2 separate regions of the Homo sapiens genome follow, and region 2 is linked to region 1. The links are chromatin contacts, found by Hi-C in ENCODE. All regions are on one chromosome and are shown on one strand. The core of a region is the stretch at or near the end of the contact, and the rest is flanking DNA. Distances in the headings are between cores, read along the strand shown. Region 1 has its middle 8.1 kb from the start of MIR4456. Region 2 overlaps CLPTM1L (CLPTM1 like).

The links. A loop is a pair of places that touch in the nucleus more often than their neighbours do. Pooled maps may share reads with other maps.
Region 2: a pooled map shows a loop between it and region 1 (7-fold over the local background). The contact joins two enhancer-like sites. A Hi-C loop is called at or near these places in 2 of 37 single-sample maps with no recorded cell type and 4 of 50 pooled maps.

Annotation. Positions count from the first base shown.
Region 1 is chr5:540,283-547,763 of GRCh38, reverse strand. No RefSeq gene overlaps it. Among named protein-coding and RNA genes, the nearest start is that of MIR4456, 8.1 kb to the right of the region's middle. RefSeq lists an enhancer at 5,846-6,431. Within about 2 kb of position 3,608, at least 8 of the 41 ENCODE cell types and tissues checked have a DNase peak (open chromatin) inside an H3K27ac peak, as active enhancers do.
Region 2 is chr5:1,310,570-1,318,050 of GRCh38, reverse strand. It overlaps CLPTM1L (CLPTM1 like), which reads left to right. Exons shown (of 17, transcript NM_030782.5): 17 at 1-299. Among named protein-coding and RNA genes, the nearest start is that of MIR4457, 4.9 kb to the right of the region's middle. RefSeq lists enhancers at 1,306-1,455, 1,746-2,135, 4,954-5,023. Within about 2 kb of position 4,955, at least 3 of the 41 ENCODE cell types and tissues checked have a DNase peak (open chromatin) inside an H3K27ac peak, as active enhancers do.

The DNA of each region.
Region 1 (7,481 bases), core at 2,359-4,858:
GGCGGTTTGTCCTGCCACTGTCCAGCACGTCCAGCCCCCTTCTGGGCGGGAGGCTTGACACCAGCCCTGACACACAGCAGGCAGGTGAGGTGCCAGCTCCTGCATCCCCCCCACAGAGCCAGGGCTTCCTCCAACCTGGTGCCTCAGCGTCAGGCAAGCAAAGCAAAGGCAGCAGCAGGTGGGAGCCCCATCCCTGGCCAGCGAGCCCCACAAGCTGTGGGGTGGCCTCTCCTGCCTCAGTTATCTGGGAGCAGGGAGTGAGTGTCACAACAGCCTTGCATTGGATTCACGGTGGCAGGTGGCCCAGGGGTGGGCCGGTGTGGGAGGGTTGTCCTGGGCAGACCACACCCAAGGTCATGGGCCTGGCTGCCTGGCCCCTGTGGCCCTGACCATCTCCCGTGCCAAGACTCCCAGCGAAGGGGCAGTGGACCCAGGTCTGCAGCTTCTGAGGGCTGCACAGTTCGTACCCCCAGCCCCACCCTACCTGGACAGGCTGCAGCCCACTGGGTCTCTAGGAGGGGGCGGGCCTGCGATGAGGGTCCAGGGAAGAGCCATCCTTGGGCAGCTGCTCCTGAGGCCCCGGCACTGCCCTCGGTGCCCCCAGCACTCACCCTCTCCACTGCCCAGTCAGCCTGGCAGCCATTGTCTAGGCCTCCAGGCTACAGCCCCCACTTTGAAGCAACTCTGACTCCAAAGTGGCACGCCTTGTCCCTTGTTTAAAACTTGGACTCAGAGGGGTGAGGGTCCCTGCAGGGTGCACCTGGAGACCCTCTGAGTCCAAGTTTTAAACATGAGGCTTCCCAGTCCCCATCCTGGTCTTTGGACAGAGGCAGCAGCAGGTGGGAACCCCATTCCTGGCCATTCAAGCCCCACAAGCTGTGGGGTGGCCTCTCCTGCCTCAGTTATCCGGGAGCAGGAAGTGGGTGTCGCAACAGACATAATCAGGTGTCACAAAGTCCAAGCCCTGTAATTCTGTGAACTTTATTGGTAGGAGGGGCTGTCTCCCGAGCCGCTCGCCCCATCCTTAACCCGGTTTTGGCCCCAAGTATATGGCGCCCCAGCCGAGAACAAGGCCATTCAGGGATTAAGACAGCCAAGCCTCAGTCTCCAGTCGGGTAAAGGGCAAAGGACGGCAAAAGGCCATCCGGAGACCCCAGGGCTGGCCTCATAGGGCAGGGCAGCTGGTGTTGGGGTCACAGCCTGGCACTAGCACCACTTCTGAAAAAAGCTCCCGGGTGGCATGGTCATAGGACTGCCCAATGTCAGTGCTGGGACCACACAAGGACAGGTGTGACCTCGGGGTAGACTTTCCTCCTGATAAGCCCTGGCAGCTGCTCCAGACCCTGCAGGGACAAGCAAAGTCACTTTCCCTGACCTCCTCTTTCCCGGGCCTTCCCAGGGCTCCCAGAGCCACCGTGACCTGTAGGGGCCAGGACAGGAGGAGAGAAAGCTTGGGGCTGGAACAGGACCTAGCCTGCAGGGTAGCAGGTGCAATCCCAGGCTTCAGGGCTGGTTGTGCGGGGCTCTGCCCAGCGAGTGTGGTGGGCCAGGGTGGAGGCCCTGCCTGTGCTCCCTGCAGCCCCAGCAATCCCTCCTTGGACGCTGGCCTTGAGAAGAGCCAGGGAGGCTGCTGTGCTTTCAGCTGCTGGACCCTAGGGGAGCAAAACCCCATGGAAGAGCCTGTACGAGAAGAAGGCCTGAGACAGTTAAGTGACTGCTCTATGGAAGGCCCCAGCAAGGATGCTTCAGCAGGGTCCCATGAGCACCCAAGACCCACTTGCTGACACAGCACGGACACCCCCAGAGGCCATGGCAGAGTCAGCTTCCCTCTTCCCCCTCCACAAAGAGTTGGCCACATTCTGCAAAGTCAGTGGTCAGGGGCCCACTGTGGCCACCAGGAGCCTGCCGTCCGCCCTGTGGTATGTCCTGCAGCTCTCGACACCTCACAACCTCCAGCGGGCCTTGCCCACCCCATGGGAAGGGGCACCAGGATGCCTAAGGCCCCATAGAACTCAGGCCCTTGGCCACATCCAGCCTCTGGGCTCCATCCACTGAGGCGGTTGGCCCGTGCTGACCCACAGGTCATGGAGTCTCAGGCCTCAGGCCCTCAGTCCAGAAGGGGAGATGAGTCCGGCAGCATGTCCAGTGGAAAAGGGCCTCCAATTGGCTAGTTTAAGTGGCATTGACTAAGACCTGGCTAGCACTGGGCCCACAGGTCCCGGTAGGTCATCTGGTTGGGACCCCCACACCCAGCACTCCTATGTCCCACAGAGCTGCTTTTGTCACAGCACACACAGCTGCATTCATGCACAGACAGGTCCTCATGTGTCTGGAGTTTGTTCCTTCCGGTGGGTTCATGGTCTCGCTGACTTCAGGAATGAAGCCACGGACCCTTGCGGTGAGTGTTACAGCTCTTAAAGGTGGTGTGGACCCAAACAGTGAACAGCAGCAAGATTTATTGTGGAGAGGGAAAGAACATAGCTTCCACAGCATGGAAGGGGACCAGAGTAGGTTGCTGCTGCTGGCTGGGGGGTGGCCAGCTTTTGTTCCATTAGTTGTCACCACCCATGTCCTGCTGATTGGTCCATTTTACAGAGTGCTGATTCGAACATTTTACAGTGTGCTGATTGGTCCATTTTACAAACCTCTAGCTAGCTACAGAGTGCTGGTTGGTGCGTTTTTACAGAGCACTGATTGGTGCATTTTACAAACCTCTAGCTAGCTACAGAGTGCTGATTGGTGCATTTTACAATCCTCTTGTAAGACAGAAAAGTTCTTCAAGTCCCTACTCAACCCAGGAAGTCCAGCTGGCTTCGTCTCTCACTCAGAGACCCGGTGAGGAGACGCAGCTGAAGATGCCTGGGCAGGACCCGGGGCCGACCAGGCTTCTCAGAGCTGTCCTCAGCTGCTAATCCCCTCCAGTGGGTCAGGGAGTCCTGAGCAGCACAGGACCTGGAGGAAATACAGTGACAACCCCCTGGCCTGCAAGCAGGTGGCACGAGACAGGCACCCCAACATGGCCAGCAGGCGGGGACACCAGCTTCAGAGGCTTGGCCCCTCCAACCCACACCCCAAGAGCATTGGCCTCCCTGGTGGTCTCCTGGCCCTGTTTGGGTTTTGTGTCTCACCAGGCTCATGTGACACTTGGGACCCACCTCAGAGCCAAGCCAGACAAGGCCCCTGGGGAGCTTCAGGTCCCACAGCCTGACTGGAGGCAGGAAGGAGACCCCTGGGGGGCGTGCAGTGCCTTGAGTCCTACTGAGGGGATGCCTGGTGCGCAAAGGCCTGGCCCCGGCCCCTCAGCGTGTGAGAGCAGGAAGCTGCTGTGTCCTCGATGCCTCCTGTCCTGCTGTCCTCCTATCCCAAGGAATGGGCAGCCGGGCCCGGGGTGCTGTTTGTTCACTCTCGGGGACGAATGTGCCAGGCTCCACCTGTGAACCCACATCTGACCCAGCTCTCTGCTAGGGCAGCGCCTGCCCTCCCTACTCTGCCTGTGTGATTTTAAAGCCTATGAAAATTAAACAGGAAGTGGAAGTGGAAGTGAGACCAGCCCCTCCCACGGCCTCACGGGCAGAGCACTGGGCTGGGGCTTCGCGGCTGCGTTTACTTCCCCAAACCTTCACCTTCCTCCAATGAGCAAGGTTGGCTAAAGGTAATGCGGTCGTAAAATGATTTCCGGATCTTCTGAAATCCCCGACAGGAGCCTGTGGTCTGGAAAGCTGTTGCGCTGGCCTGGACCGTGGGCTTGGAGGATGGATGGGCTCCCACCCACGGTCCCATTTGCCAATTGTTCCTGGCAGTTAGTCACCCCCTGGCTGATGAGGACGTGGTAAACCACACGGGGTTGAGGAGAGGACGGAGCCTCGGCGTGACCTCGGGCCACCTCTGAGCCACTGAGGGATGCAGGGCCAGGCGGGGGTCACCACAGGTGATTTTTCCCAGTGTCTGTCCTGGACCCCTCACCCCAGGCTCCAGGCAACTCAGCCGTGGGCCCTGCCCAGAGCCCCCCAGGCTCCAAGGGCACTATAGCCTTTGTGGGCCAGAGCTGCTGTCCCAGGCGTGTGCTCAGGACCCTCAAAGACCTGGCTTTCCTGTCCTGCCATTGTCCTGGGGACCTCAAATGCCCACAGGGTGATGCCCCAGAACCCTTGCATCCTCCTCCATAGCCCAGCTCCCTCTGGCCTCCGCTGTAGCCTCAACCTCAGGCTCTTGGGTGTGTGGCTCCTGCCTGGGGCCCACTGAGCCCTCAGCTGCACCAGGCCTTGGGTGTCTCCAACTAAGCCCAGCACCAGCTCCGACACTGTTGTCCTATTTCCCCACTTTACCATCCTTGGGACCCCAGCATCCGGCCCTCAGCGGCTTTCCCCACTTTACCATCCTTGGGACCCCAGCATCCAGCCCCTCAGAGCTTTCCCCACTTTACCATTCTTGGGACCCCAGCATCCGGCCCCTCAGCGGCTTTCCCCACTTTACCATTCTTGGGACCCCAGCATCCAGGCCCTCAGCGGCTTTCCCCACTTTACCATTCTTGGGACCCCAGCATCCGGCCCCTCGAGTGGCGGCACCTTGGCTTCTGCTCAGCACTCTGCCAGTTCCCCTCCACGAGGCGGCTTGAGCACACTCACTGGACCCACCTGGCCCTGCAGCCCAGCCCTGGCCCCGGCTGCTGTGGTGCTGAGACCCTCCCCACCCGCCTGCAGCAGGCTCCTCCCCTGGACCTTCCTCCGCAGGTGACCCCAGACACATCAGGGCCCTCAGCTGACACCTTTCCATGTCCTCCGCAGGTCCCTGCACCCCGCACGCCCACCTGCCTCTCGCATGCTGGGGCCTCTGCCTGTCCCTCTGCCCTGATGGCTTTCATGTCACTGCCTAAGCACGTTCAGCGGTCCTCCACCGAGCACTAGAACACCAGACCCTCCCTCCCGCTGTCCCGCGCCTCTGCTTCCTGCTGCCAAAGCTTCCCCGTCGCACCCGAGCCCCTCGCACCTGGCTCTGCCATACGGAGCAGTCCTTGTCCCTGCAGCAGCGTCACCAAAGCCTTCCTCTTGATACAGCTGCTCCTTCTGGGGTCCAGGAGATTTGGCCTGAGGAGCTGGGATGTCACTTGTGGGGTCTGTGGGATACTCTGACCTGAGGTCTCCCAGACCCTCCCTGGGAGGATGACCCAGACCTCAGCTCCGAGGTCGAGGCCTGGTGCAGCTCAGGGCTCAGTGGGCCCCAGGCAGGAGCCACACACCCAAGCCCTGTGCACCCAAGCCTGAGAAGTGCCCTCGGCAGAAGGAAGGGCCCGTGGGGTCAGAGCCGGGCCACCCATGGGGCCTGTGCTCCCAGGGGACACACCGGGGCCACTGAGGGCTGTCAAGACAGGGCCTAGGCATGACCTTGGTGACAGTTTGTTACCTGAAAAAAAAAACAAAAACAAAAACAAAACTTTTCAAGAAAAGCACCTAAGAAGATGAAGTGGGAACGTCATGTGGTGGGCACGCCAGCTTTCAGAGACGCGGTGGGAACGTCAGCCTTTCAGAGATGCGGTGGGAACGTCAGCCTTTCAGAGACACGGTGGGCACCCCAGCTTTTCAGGGGCTTTTCAGGGTCGTCCTTGCCCTGCACGTGGGACCAGGACCGATGTTCACCTGCTGGAAACTTGGGTCTCAGCCAGTGCAGGCCCCTCCCATGCCCCAGAGATGGGAAAAGGGGCTTCTCCCGGACCTTGGGCTCCTTCGTCCTCTGCTCAGGGCTGGGAGCTGAGGTCGGTGCCTCAGATGCCCCACCTGCCCCTTCCACCTGAGAGCTTCAAACAGAGTGGACAGCACCGACTCCCACAGCACAGCCAGAGTCCTAGGAAGGCACCGCGGTTGTGCCATTTTCTCCCTGCCTCACTGAGGGCCTGTGCTTGAGCTTCTCACCAGCAGCCCCGTCCCTTGCCTGCAGCTGAGGGTGATGCTCCCTCCCGGGGTCAGCCTAGGGCCCCGGCCCCTCCCCAGCCCCACCCCAGTGTCATCCTCAAGAGGCTCCACCTGCTTACCACGCCCATCTCCCCCATGCCCCGCCCCAGGCCCTCTCCAGGCCCCGCCCCCTCAAAGCCTCTGCCTCAGGCCCTGTGATGGGCAGGGGGCATCTGTGAGGAGCAGGGGAAGGTGGAGGGGCCCAGAGGCGAAAGGGTCTCACCAGGGCACCTGCTTCCCACAGAGCTGTGTCTGTGCAGACATCAGAGGGCTGCAGGCCCTGAGCTCATCCCAGACCCTCAGGTCTTACCAGGCAGCCCAGGGTTGGGGACAAGAGCACTGTCACCTTCCCCCCCAGGTGGCCCCAACCAGCCCCAGGCATGAGAGCCCCTTCCTTGACCTGTCCGGGGCACCCCACGTGACCTGCCCCTGGGGGAAGGGCGGCACCCCATCCTCAGTGACCTGGAGGTCGGAGGGCAGCTGCCTCGCCCCAGCCCAAGGCGCACAGAGCCCCCCAGGCCAGCGCAGCCCTGTGGCCCCAGGCAAGCCCTGCAAGATGGATGAGAAGCCTCGCCCTTGCCAGCCCCCTCCCCAACCCCAGGCCAGAAGAGATGGCAAGGAGGGCGGTGGGCACAGCAGCCCCTCCAGAGGAGCCAGGACCCAACCCAGGAGGCGGGCAGCCCACTTGATGGGGAGGGAGGCAGAGGGGGTGGAGGAGGGGACCAAACCCTTCCTGGTCCCTCAACACCCCCCTGCTGCACCAAGAGGTTGTGCAAAAGAGCCGGCATGTCCTGCAGAGCCTGCGGGTCACGTGTGTTAACAGGAGCGGGATGCTTCCCTCCCGGCTGTGTCTGTCCAAGGCCGAGCATGGTCCAAGCCCCTGTGAGGCCCCGCAATGCATATCAGGACCCCTCAGCTGCACACATTGTTGCTTTTATTATTATTATTGGAGATGAAATCATAGCACATCTGGGATGGCTTCAAAGTCGTCCTGGAGAGAAGGACGGGGCAGCAGGCCAGGAGGGAGACGGGCATTAGGACAGAAGGTGCCTGAAGTGGGTGCAGCCGGGAGCCTTCTTGGAGGAGGTGGCTCCGAGCTGAGATCCCTGAGTCAGGAAGGACCCAAAGCCTGAGAGACCATGCCCAGAAAGTCAGGAGAAACAAGGCTGCCCCGCTCCAGGGCGAAGGGCTGGGAAGGAGGCAGAGGGCGAGAGCCACAGGCCCAAAATCCAGAGAGGCCATCCCAGCTCCAGCCCTGCCATGAGGCAGCACAGAGGCCTCGGTGACCCTGGCGGAGCTGTGTCTTGGGGACAGATCAGTGAGAAGATGGGAGGCGTGGGCATCCAGGCTGGACCTCTCTGGATGGAGGGAGTAGGGGCGGGCTACACAGGAGAGGAGCCGGGGACACAGGGGAGGGGCACAGAGCTGAGGCTGAGGCAGGGCCGTGGAGATGGGAGGGGAGGCCAGGGCTTGGCGTGGAGATCGCGAGCTGATTCAGGGGAAGGGAGTGCCCCCGTGCTCTCAGGGTGGGTGCTG
Region 2 (7,481 bases), core at 3,706-6,205, 770 kb before region 1:
GGGGCTGTTGGATTTCCATTTCAGGTGGTTTTCTAAGTGCTCCTTATGTGAATTTCAAACACGTATGGAATTCATTCCGCATGGACTCTGGGATCAAAGGCTCTTTCCTCTTTTGTTTGAGAGTTGGTTGTTTTAAAGCTTAATGTATGTTTCTATTTTAAAATAAATTTTTCTGGCTGTGGCATTTTTCTTGACCTGGTATAATGAAAGTATTTCGGATATTTGAGTTTAACCCTTTTCCAGAAAGTAATACATGATATGGATTTATTTATGCATTAAAAGAGCAAATTTAAAGAGCCCTTTGCAAGCCTTTGAGTCATGAGTGTTCTTAGATACGTAGCATCTTAGTTGTTTAAGACTAAACTATTGTACAGAGCCATGACCCATCAGGTCAAGCTTATCTTGCCCTAGGTTGAGGCAGAGAGAGAGAAATGGAATAGAAAGATGGGTGGAGAACTGCTGGACTCGGTGTGTAGTGAAGTTTAATGTTTGTTGAAGTTAGTTTTTGTGGGGTTTGTTGTTCTCAGCTCACAGCAGCCTCCACCTCCCATGTTCACACAATCTTCTTGCCTCAGCCTCCTGAGTAGCTGCGACTACAAGTGTGCACCACCACATCCAGCTTTTTTGTATTAATATTTTTAGTAGAGATGTGGTTTTGCCATGTTGTCCAGGCTGGTCTCGAACTCCTGATCTCAAGTGATCACCCGCCTTGGCCTTTTGAAGTGCTGGGAGTACAGGCATGAGCCACCACACCTGGCCTCTAAATATATAATCTTTTTTTATTCCTGGTCATTTCCTTGCTCTAAGTCTCCTTTGCCAATAACAGCTTTCATCCTCTTGTGTTTCTGGAACAGGCTCCCCTCTCATGGGCCTGGCTTCCTTGCAGCTGAGGGGCTTTGGGAGCCCTGCTCAGAGCCCCAAGCCTGCAGGCCTGTTCCATGTGTCTCCACGTAAATGGACGAGACACACCATTCCAGGATGCTCATTCAGGCTGAGAACCAAATCCAGATGCTCTCAGTCCATTCGCAGATGACAGTGAAGTTTCTGTACACTCTGCTTTCTTCTGGATCAGATAAATCTTTTATAATTAAGGTGTTGTAAACTTCACTCGATTTGAGAGGAATGCACTGGGGCTTCAAGTTGTCATCTTTCAGTTTTATTCATTAAAATACGAAGATACCAGATGAGTTGGCACAGGAAAACAAATACGAATACACGGCCTGTACTGTGTTACTTAGTCGTGTGTTGTAAGTGGGGTCTGGAAGGGTGGCTGGGAGAGCGGGTGAACTGCCGGTTCCAGATGGGACGCACAGCACCTTAAGGGGCCTGGGGGGGCACACGGGAGGCGGCTCCAGAGGCAGGGCAGATAGTGGGGGCCCGCAGGCAAGTCAGCAGTGGGGGAAAGACAGCAGAAGGCGTGAGGGTCTTCATTGGTGTATGTGAAGGTCACGAGGTCACACGGCCCTGCCCATCACAGGTGCGTCGGTCTGCGGGGAAGTTGAGGCATCAGGGAACAGGAAGTTTTAAACGTTTACAATGGATCTTACCCACACAGGCCGTGCCTTTGCCTGCGGTGTCAGATTACTAGGGCGGGGTGCGGTGGAGGGTGTCCCTTCCACACCTGTGGTTTTATTTGTCTTTGGGGGAGGGGAGCCTTGCTTTATAAAACACAACTGGCTGTGTTCTGTAAGGCTTCACCCAGCACATCCTGTTGGCAGCAGCTAAGCACACAAACGGGAAAGGAGTATCGCCCAACTCCACCGATGAACTCAAAGTGCCTGGCTTTGCCTGGGGGATGCTGGCAAGGTTAGGTGCGGTTCCCAGCGTTTCTTCTGCCTCCTGGGGCACATCCCGCGGTGGGTCAGCGCCTGCGGCCGGCTGCTGCAGAAATAGCGTCATTCGGCCCCTGCATCAGCAGCCAAAGCCGGGCCTAACTGTCAGGAGCTCCGTGGATAGCTTTGCTGCTCTCGCTTTTCAGTTTCAGTATCAAAAATAGTTGCTACAAGAACTGATTTTTGTCATAGCACCTGCTCTTCCATTTGGGCTGGCGTGCTGAGCAAAGGTGGGTGCAGGCGCCTCATCAGCCTGACAGCAGAGTCAGCTTAACCTGAGTTTTCAGGAAGCACCGTGGCAGGCCCCCAAAAGGGGCAGATGTCCACCGTGCACTGCGTCTGCTTCTGCAGTCGGCCCTCCAGTGCCGTTTTCTTTCACCTGCAAAGGGCCTTAATGCGTGAACCAGCTGCTGGTGACTGTTAGTCTTGCTCTGTTTAAACAGTAGCAAGTTGCAGAGTGTTCCTTTGAAGACACCGCAAGTCACGTGTGTCAGTTACTCCTGAGAGGTTTCTGGGGCGCCTGCCTCTCCTTTCTTTAAGATGAGCAGAGGTTTAAAAAAAAATGAGTTTGGGGAATGAGCCTTGAAAGTCCTTCCAGCTTCAGGACCGGCACTTGCTCTGACAGTCTGACTTCTGCCCTGTGGGCCGGCGCTCCTGCAAATGGGCAGTGTTTCAAGAGAGGACTGAGCCTCATGCAGATCCATCTCATGGGAACCCTGAAGCTTCACTGACCAACAGAGGCTCCACCTGGGCGACTTGAAACATGCTTAAAGGGTTTATCTGTCATTCATCCCGATGAGTTTAGTTCTGTTTTCCTCTTGGATTTCATTGATATTTCTGCATACCATCAAAGCCCTGTCTTATGATTGATCATGAGGTGGGACTTAGAAATGCGCTAAGTACCTGTGGATTTTAGACTGTGTCAAAGCCCTCGAAGCTGAAACAGAGGACTGACAAGGTGAGGGCCCGGGGTCCCCCACGGTGGAACTGCAGTGTCCTGATCGCAGCTGGTGGGCTCCGTACCTGGGCAGGATGGGCTCTACTGGAGCAGCCAGTGTCCAGAAGGAGCTTCTGTCTCTACCCCTTGGCACTGGCCACTCATTTTATAGAAGAGATTTTCTTTAGACCAGAGTTTATTAGAAAGCCAAGGAAAATGAGAACACGTCCCCCTGTGAAGTACCTGCCACACATAGCCCTGTTGAAGCCAGTTTGGTGGCTGTTGGGTCTTTGGCAACGAGATCAGTCTGTTGGCCTCGGCCCCGGTAAGCCCCACAGGCCAGGGGTCTGGAGGAAGGATGGGGTGCAGCCTGCGATAGGTGAGGCTACGGAACCCTGACGAAGCAGGGGCTGTGTTCGAGGAGTGATCCATGCGGAGGAGGGAAACCAGGAGGAGGTCTTGGCGTATACCACACTGCTTACCCCTTTCCTGAAGCAGGCACAGGACCCAAGGGGGTGTGGCGCCCTGTGGCCCACCATGCTTTCAGAGCAGCAGCCTCTGCAGAGACACTGGTCCCAGAAAAGCCACCGCCTGAGTGTCCCCCAGCCACGGCCACCATCCCCACAGCTTTCATGCTTCAAGCAGCATATTTGTTCTCTGATGGTTCTGGAGGCCAGGAGTCCAGACCAGACCTCCCTGCGCGGCCACTGGGGTGTGGGCAGGCCCTGCCCTCCAGGGGCTCCAGGTGCTCCGTTCCTCGTGCTCTCCACCTCGAGAGCTGTGCTCCTTGCATTCCCGGGCTTGTGGCCTTCTTCGCCTCACCCTAACCTTTGCCTCCGTGGTCATATCCCTGATTCTCACCCCGACCCTCTGTGGTTACATCAGTCCCAGACGATTACCCAGCATCATCTCCCATCCAAGATCCAAGTGTGATGGTGGCCACCGAGTCCACTCTGGCACGTGGGATCACATCCGCGGTTCTGGGGCTGAACCGGGATGTCTGGGGGGACATGCCCACCTCCCCCTCATCCTGCCATTTCCCTTGTTGAACCTTCAGTGTGATGTCCCAGTGGCTTCTGTCCTGCTGGCTGGACTCAGCTGGTGCACTGAGAGGCAGACACTTTTTTTTTTTTTTTTTTTTTGAGACGGAGTCTCGTTCTGTCACCCAGGCTGGCACTGCAACCTCTGCCACCCGGGTTCAAGCGATTCTCCTGCCTCAGCCTCTCGAGTAGCTGGGGTTACAGACATCTGCCACCACGCCCGGCTCATTTTTGTATTTTTAGTAGAGATGGGGTTTCACTATGTTGCCAGGCTGGTATTGAACTCCTGACCTCACGTGATCTGCCCGCCTTGGCCTCCCAACGTGCTGGGATTACAGGCATGAGTTGCTGCACCAGGCCGGCAGGCACTTTTAAAAAACTTGTTGCTATACAATTTCCACACAGTGTCATGGCAGATGCACCCCGTGCAGCTCAACAAGCCCTGCATGCTTCCAGACTCCAGCACCAAGCACCCGAGTCAGGCTACAGACAGACCCCGGCCCCACGGGGCCCTCTCAGTGGAAACCAGGCGGGTGAACCCAGCCCATGGGTCACCGGGTCCAAGTCCCACACATGAACAGTCATGCTGGGAGCTCTGGTACCCAGGTTCTCGGGCTGGGCTCTGTCTGGCGTCCATCTGTGTTGTCGCAAGCGGTGCTCATTGTGACTTTCTTCCATGTGGCATTCCATGGCACGAACCGGGGCCGTTACGGATCAAATCATGCACGTGGCTGTGCCTGCCTTTGGGCACAGACCCAGGGGGGACATGGCTGTTGTGGTGCATGTGTGCTGAGCTCCAGTACATGTCACCCGTGTTCTAAGGGGTCTGTGCCACTCTGGCTGTGCACTGTGGCATGTGAGCCCCATGGCATCACCCCTTCTCCAGCACACAATGCTGCTGTCTAATTTTAGCCACTCTGGTGGGTGTGTAGTGGAGCCTTTTCGCGGTTTAAATGTGCATTTCCCTGCTGACTAGCGGCGTTGAAAACCCTTTGTATCCTCACCAACCCTCTGGGTGGCTTCTCTTTGTGTTTTCTGTTTCCTGTTCCCTCCAATCACACCTTGCAGAGCTGATTGTGCAGGGCTGGCTCACTGAAGCTGCCGTGGCCACGGACGGTGAGGCTGAGACCATTTCCTCCTGTCTGTTGTCTAAAATCATCCCCTAAGGCATTTGTGGATGCAACTGATGAAACCGCCTAAGTCTGCGGTTTCCTTTGTGGGATATTTTTTTCACTACTGTTTTAATTTTTGTAACTTCTGTGATAATAATACCATGCAGATTTTCTATTTCCCCTTGATGTTTTATTATATTTTGTTTAAAGAATTTGTCCGTTTGACCTAAAATGACAACTGTCTTTTTTTTTTTTTTCAAGACAAGGTCTAACTCTGTTGTCCAGGCTGGAGTGCAGTGGTGCAATCTCAGCTCACTGCAGTCTCAACCTCCCTGGGCACAGGCGATCCTCCCACCTCAGCCTCCTGAGTAGCTGGGACTACAGGCACACCTGGCTAATTTTTGTATTTTTAGTAGAGGCGGTTTCACCATATTGGCCAGGGTGGTCTTGAACTCCTGACCTCAATTGATCTGTCCACCTCAGCTCCCCAAATTGCTGGGATTACAGGCCTGAGCCACCATGCCCAGCCAATTTTTGTATTTTTTTGTAGCAATGGGGTCTTGCCATGTTGCTTAGGCTAATCTCAAACTCCTGGGCTCAAGCAATCCACCACCCACCTCGGCCTCCCAAAGTGCTAGGACTACAGGTGTGCACCACTGCGCCTGGCCCAAATATCAACTGCCTTGGCATGACATTGGCATAGCACTGTCTTGATTTACGTGACACCTGTGGCAACGTCTGCTTCTCCACCCCTGTGTGAGCTTGTGGGGGCGGCCACAACAAAGCACTGTGGCTGGCAGCTTCAATAGCAGACATTGGCCAACTCAGTTCTGGAGGCCACGGTCCCAGATCAGGTGTGGGCAGGACTGGCTCCCTCTGAGGCTGCGAGGGATGCTCTGTGTCAGCCTCTCCTTGGCTTGTACATGGCCGTCTTCTCCCTGTGTCCTCACATCATCTTCCCTTGATGCCCGTCTGTCTCTGTGTCCAGATTTCTCCTTCTTATAAGGACACCAGTCACTGGCTTAGGGCCACCCTAATGACCCCATCTTAACTAATCACACGTGCAAATATTCTATTTCCAAATAAGGGCACATTCTGAAGTTCTGGGGGTTAGGACTTTAACACGTAGATTTTGGGGAGGACACAGTACAATCCGTAACAACTTCTTATGAGATCAGAGGTGGGACTTGGACCCCAGACCCAATTGAGGACTAGCTGAAACACAGCCAGGGCGGAAGCGGCTTTCCATGAGACACACCCACCAGTGTTTACCATTGCCGTGGCAACCCCCAGGCGTTACCACCCACTTCCATGGCAATGACCCCACTACACAACGGTTACTACCCCTTCCCTAGAAATTTCTGCATAAACCGCCCCTTAGTCTACATGTAATTAAAAGTGGGTACAAACCTGACTGCAGACCTGCCCTGAGCTGCTGCTCTCAGCACACCACCTATGAGGAGCCCTGCCTGGCAGGAGCAGCCCCGGGGCTGTCACAACACCTGTGGGGAGCCCTGCCCTGGACGCATTGACTTCGGGAGCCCTGCCCTCAGCGCGCCGCCTGTGGGGAGCCCTGCCCCACGGGAGCAGTCCTGGGGCTGTCACACTGCCTGACCTGTAACCCTGCTGCTTCCATACAGCTGTTTCCTTCCACCCTACTGAGGCAGGAGAATAGGGTCTGGAGGCAGGGAACCTAAGGCTGATTCACGCTGACTTCCTAGAACGAAATCAAAAGGAAAACCCCAACTTTCCATGCCCAAGTTACCAAAGAACCAGAAGCTATTCCCTTTGCAATACCTCCCCCTTTTTTCTGAGTGGCAGATGAAAAATTGAAAGTACCTCTGATGAGTCCCCTCCTGCAACCAATCAGACTGGTCGTGGGCCAAGTCTTCATTTGTATGGGAATATAATGCTGTAACTTCAATTCAGCCTCTGATTGTTCGCTTCCCACAACCAAGCCAACCAACTGTGGGTCACTACTTCATTTACATAGGGCATACACCAAGTAACCAATGGGAAACCTCTAGAGGGTATTTAAACCCCCAAGATTCTGTACCTGGGCTCTTGGGCCACTTGCTTGAGCCCACTCCCACTCTGTGGAGTGTACTTTTGTTTTAATAAATCTGTGCTTTTTTTTTTCATTGCTTTGTGGATTTTGTCCAATTCTTAGTTCAAAACACCAAGAACCTGGACAACCTCCACTGGTAACACTACCACTGGCTCATCCTTGAGTGAAGCCAAGAACCCTCACCTGCTAAGCCCCACTTTGGGGCTTGCGTGTCCTGCATCACTTACATAGTTACTTGTATCTTTATTTTTCTGGAATGACCTGTTTTTGTCATTTTCATTATTATTAGTTTTTCTTAGAAGAGTAAATGTTAAATGTTTAGCTTTGCTGATTGTTGATATTTTGTTTTCTCCTTCACTAATTTCTGCTCAGATCCATTACTTGTTTCTTTGTACATTCATTGGTCTATTTTCATATTTCATTTCATACCTTTAGAGCTGGTTAATGAGCTCATTAATCTTTAGCCTTGTTCTAGGAACTTTCACTTCTGGA